Linked DNA regions of Homo sapiens: region 2 is linked to region 1. Evidence: chromatin loops called from intact Hi-C (ENCODE). Cell type or tissue: OCI-LY7. All regions are shown on one strand.

What was found. Hi-C counts contacts between places; a loop is a spot of excess contacts. Peaks named below come from ENCODE experiments on the same cell type or tissue, not always from the same donor. Only the 100,000 strongest peaks of a DNase experiment are listed, where the experiment ranks them.
Region 2: it touches region 1 in a loop (2.5-fold over the local background); 41 of 110 quality-filtered maps call a loop at or near these places.

The regions. Positions count from the first base shown.
Region 1 is chr7:127,707,815-127,710,314 of GRCh38, forward strand. The region is part of intron 9 of SND1 (staphylococcal nuclease and tudor domain containing 1); the gene reads left to right. Among named protein-coding and RNA genes, the nearest start is that of SND1, 57 kb to the left of the region's middle. In OCI-LY7, CTCF peaks have their summits at 1,093 (motif pointing right) and 1,294; a DNase peak (open chromatin) is centred at 1,107.
Region 2 is chr7:128,134,421-128,136,920 of GRCh38, forward strand. No RefSeq gene overlaps it. Among named protein-coding and RNA genes, the nearest start is that of MIR593, 54 kb to the left of the region's middle. RefSeq lists a silencer at 1,321-1,510 and an enhancer at 1,446-2,020. In OCI-LY7, CTCF peaks have their summits at 1,423 (motif pointing right) and 1,632; DNase peaks (open chromatin) are centred at 1,431 and 1,671; H3K4me3 peaks cover 1,207 bases.

The DNA.
Region 1 (2,500 bases):
ATTGTAGGGGGTTTAGAAACCATTAGACTATTTAAATTTCTTTGTAAATTAGCTAACTTCAAACTAGCTTGAAATATCTCTCATAGTTTAGGACTTCTTTTTTATCTGCCTAGCAAATAGCATTATCTTAAGATTTCCTATGTCCAAGTATAGATGGTCCCTGACTTATGCTGGGTCGACTTAAGATATTTTGACTTTACAGTGGTGTGAAAGCAATAGATACTCAGTAGGAACCACATTTGGAGTATCCATACAGCCATTCTGTTTATCACTTTTGGTCTAGTATTCAGTAAATTAATTAAATGAGATATTCAACACTTTATTATAAAACAGGCTTTGTGTTAGATTATTTTGCCCAATTGTAGACTTATGTAAGTGTTCCAAATGTGTTTAAGGTAGGTTAGGCCAAGCTATGATGTTTGGTAGGTTAGGTAAACTAACCTAAGCAAAAGTAGGCTACCTAACCTAAGGTAGGTTAGGCCAAGCTGTGATGTTTGGTAGGTTGTATTAAGTGCCCTTCTTTCCTTCCTTCCTTTCTCCCTCCCTCCCTTCCTTCCTTTCTTCCTTCCTTCCTTCTTCCCTTCCTCCCTTCCTCCCTTCCTGCCTTCCTCCCTTCCTCCCTTCCTTCCTGGCTGAAGAGAGATAAATGCATTTTCAACTTACAGCATTTTCAGCTTATGATGGGTTTATCAGGAGTTAACCCTGGTGCAAATCAAGGAGCACCTATAAATATATGACCTCAAGTTTCTCTTCTTTCTGTTTTGGAGCTCTTGGTTCCCCGCCCCACCGCCCCGAGAGTTTTCCATTGATATGTCTTGGGATAGACTACTTTGAAGGGAACTAGAGCTATTATCCTTGGTGGTATCAGCAGTGCTATAAAAATGTTTTTTCTTAGTTGCATGGTTTTGTAACTTGAGTAGTAGACCTGCTCTCTGTGTCTTCCCAAAATGCTGTAATGTTTTCCAGCCTATTTTTACTTTTGCCAAGAGATGCTAGAAGTTTTGTTTTTATGGGCTAAAAGTGGTTAAGTGCCAAATTCTTGGACTGAGAGGTTCTGTCTCCCTGTCAACTAACCATGAGTTTAGGATGGAAAGCCACTAGGTGGCACTGTGAGCCTGAGAAAGTCTGTCTTTTAAGCAACCTCTGAGGAACTGGCTAAATTTCTTCACTCTCTTTTTTATGATGCCCAAAGTAATAGGTCACAGAGTGGTCTAGTGGCCTCTTTCCCTCTTTTTGTAGGTGATGTCCAGGCAGCTGTGAGGTGAGCCAAAATCATTCCTTTTGGTAGGCATGAGTGGGACTTGCACCTGTTGGGATATCCTGGCATCCTCCAGGTCTTGTTGCAGACCACAATGTCCCTTCTTTGTGAGGCGTGTACGTGTGTGGACACTTGGACATGGCTTGCTCTGCCTACTTGGAACTCACTCAGTTGTGCTTATGCTTCCCGTAGTTAGCATAGCTGTGTTAACATAGCTACAGAATGAAAGGATGATTTTTCACCCAAAAAGGGAGGCAGGCCTTCAATTTTTCGCCATCTTCACTTTGAGAGTCTGTGACATTAGTGATGTAGATGAGGCATGTGAGGATCTTAGTACCCTGTCGTGTTCCTACCAGCCTGTCCTCTATTAAAACTGAGTTTGTAGAAAAACCTAGAATATTTTGAAGAGTTTTGGGCCTTGGCTGGTTGGGGAGTTAACTAAAGCACTGCATAAGAACAAAATTCAAAGGATTTAGATTATTGAGCTTTGCATTTATCTTAAATATGACTTTGTTGGTAATTAGAAAAGGGAGACCTACCTGTAGAAGAATTTTTTCCATTTTCAAAAATCTAGGATCCTAGGATCTGTTTTTTCTTTAAAAGAGAGCGAGGCTTTTATCATGACAATGAAGTTTTATTCATTACAGTGCCAAAGTAGAGGAGATTGCCTCTAGAAATCATCTGATGGAGAATTATGAGGAATAACCAATCTTCTGTAGAAATTGAAACATAAATTGAGACTGTTTGGGTACACGTCCGCTTAGAGGGTAGAGAGAAATGGGAAAAGAGTTTTTAAAACTTGACTTTTAAAAATTCTTTAGCATTCGTTTTGCTTTTAAAACAGGAAAAAAACATAAAGAAGATAAGCATAAATACCCATAGTACATGAAACACTATGACTTGGCCTTGTTTTGTAATTTTTTTTTTTTTTAACAAAGTTGATCATAGTGTCTGTCTCAGGGTTGGCAAACTATGGCCCATGGGCTGAATTTGGCTGGGCACTTGTTTTTGCATGATCTGTGGATTTTACACTGAAAAAAATGGATTTTGCGTTAATAAAAAATATATCGTGGCATGTGAAAATTATGTGAAATTAAATGTCAGTATCGTAAATAAATTGGAACATAGCTATATGTGTTCGCTTGTGTATTGTGTGTGTCTGTTCTTGTGCTATAATGGCAGAGGTGAGTAGTTGTGATAGAAACTGCGTGGCCTGCAAAGCCTAAAATATTTGTTATCTGG
Region 2 (2,500 bases), 430 kb after region 1:
GGTCGAGACCAGCCTGGCCAACATGGTGAAACCTGGTCTCTACTAAAAGTACAAAACTTAGCCAGGCGTGGTGGTAGGCGTCTGTAATCCCAACTACTTGGAAGGCTGAGGCAGGAGAATCGCTTGAACCCGGGAGGCGGAGGTTGCAGTGAGCTGAGATCGCGCCATTGCACTCCAGCCTGGGTGACAAGAGCGAAATTCCGTCTCAAAAAAAAAAAAAGAAGTACCGACAGTCAGCTCTCTTCAGTGCCTCAGGAGGGTGTGGAAGACGCGAAGCTCTGGATTTAATCAAAGTTGGAGTTTGGTTAGGAAAATACAGTGAGGGGGCGGGACACCGAAAGTGAAGGATGTATGCAAGGGAGCGATTAGAAACACGTGCGTCAGAACACCAGCGGGAGCTTGATGAAAATTTAGGAGGTGGTGGTGGTCGAGCGGGATGGTTGAAATGTAAATTTTGGAGGGATGTGGGAATTAATAAGGACAACGTCTATGACATGACCGTGGAGCGGCTACCGCGCGGGGGTAGAAATTACTGGAGAAGAGACCAGGGATCAAGAGGTGGAAGAGCTGGATGGATTGTCTACGTGGATTTCGGAGCCTGTTATTTTGGCAGTCACCTTTCTAATTTTCTAAATTCTTACTTGTTCCCCTTTGAAAAGCATTCTGTTCTTGTTCTGTGGCTATAAAATTTTCTGAATCTTTCTAAGGATATTAGAGCGTCTCCCTCTCTCTCTCTCCACACACACACACACACACACACACACACACACACTTTTGTTCTTCAAATCATCTTTTTCTTTGGAGTTGGTTGCACTCCTGGTTTATCTAGATCATTCTCATTTGATGAAACACCGTGGTGAAAACCCTCCTACCTAGTGCTTCGCCCTCATCACGATTATCCATGTGGTGAGTCTTTAAAGGCCAGGTGACGGCCCTTCCCCCTCTCCTGGGAAATCACGCCAGCGCTGATCCTGCTAGGAGAGGGGAGAGGGGAGAGAATATGAATGAGACCTTGAAAGCAGAAGCCTCACTTTGGGGTCATATTTGGAAAAGCCCCTGTCTTCAGCAGCCACAGAAGCTCCCCCTGGGACCTCCTCAAGCCAGGAGCAGGCTGTGAGAGGTTTCCCTGGAATGGGGGTCTGGGTGCCCCCCACCCCCGTTTCCACCTCCCGCCTGCACCGCCGGGAGCTCCGGAGGAGTTCCCGGGGACCTAGAAACAGCGGCGAGAGCGTGAGAGGGGAAGAGCTGGGGGTCCGGGCCAAAAGGAGGATGGAGGGGCTAGGCTTCTAGAGCGTGGGAAGGGGTCCCAGGGACCGAGCCAAGTGGAAGGCTTGTCCAGGCCCCCGCCTGCTCCCCTGGATCTGGAGGGAGCCTCCACGTGCTTCCGGCTGGGGCGGCACCGCGCAGTGCCGGGAGCGCCCACGAGGGGGCGCGCGAGCTCGGCGGCGGCGGCGGCGCCCCAGCGGGAGCGGGAGGCCGCGGGGCACAAAGAGTGGCGGGGCGGACCCTGGGGCGCCCGGGTTCCCTGTCCCGTGGGTCCCCAGCAAACCGCAGCGGTAGGAGAGGTGGGCTTTGCCTCTGAAGCACAGCAGGCCCTTAACAAGTTTTCACGGACTGAATGCGTGAGCTATGTAAGCCCTGCCGCATCGCGACGTTAGAGGTTTCCCAAGTTACGCCCCCGCAGGCGCTCTGATGCTGACATATTAAAAGAAGCCCGGAGGAAGAGGGCGACGCACGCGGGTGGCTTTAGGCCGCCTATTTGGGGAATAAATGACAGAAGGGGCGTGGTGGGGTGGGGAGGAAGCGGGTCCCCGCGCCCTGGGTTCCGATTCTGGCCCGAGGCTCAGCTAGGATGGCCCCAGATCCCAGAGAACGTCCTACCTAGTGCCCGTTTCTACACCTCCCCCTCCCGCCCCAGAGTTACGGGTTAAGGAGAAAGACTTGGTCAGAGAAAACGTGAGACGGCGCCGGGGCAGGGACCCTCCTCCCGCAGCACACATCCCACCCTCCTTGCTCAGACACAGGCTTTTTCTGGCTGCTTGTGCTTCTAGGAGGCGCCACTGCGGGAGTCAGCCGTAGGAGGGGTGGGCTTTGCCTCTGAAGCACAGCAGGCCCTTAACAAGTTTTCACGGACTGAATGCATGAGCTATGTACGCCCTGCAGCACCGCGACGTTAGGACCCCCTTCTCCAGGAGGGGTCCTTAACCAGCTCCCCCTCCTCTGTGGTGATGACAGTGACAACCCCAGGTTCAAATCCCTGTTAACCGGCCGGGCGCGGCGGATCATGCCTGTAATCCCAGCACTTTGGGAGGCCGAGACGCGCGGATCACGAGGTCAGGAGATCGAGACCATCCTGGCTAACACGGTGAAACCCCGTCTCTACTAAAAATACAAAAAAAAAAAAAAAATTAGCCGGGCCTGGTGGCGGGCGCCTGTAGTCCCAGCTACTCGGGAGGCTGAGGCAGGAGAATGGCGTGAACCCAGGAGGCGGAGGTTGCAG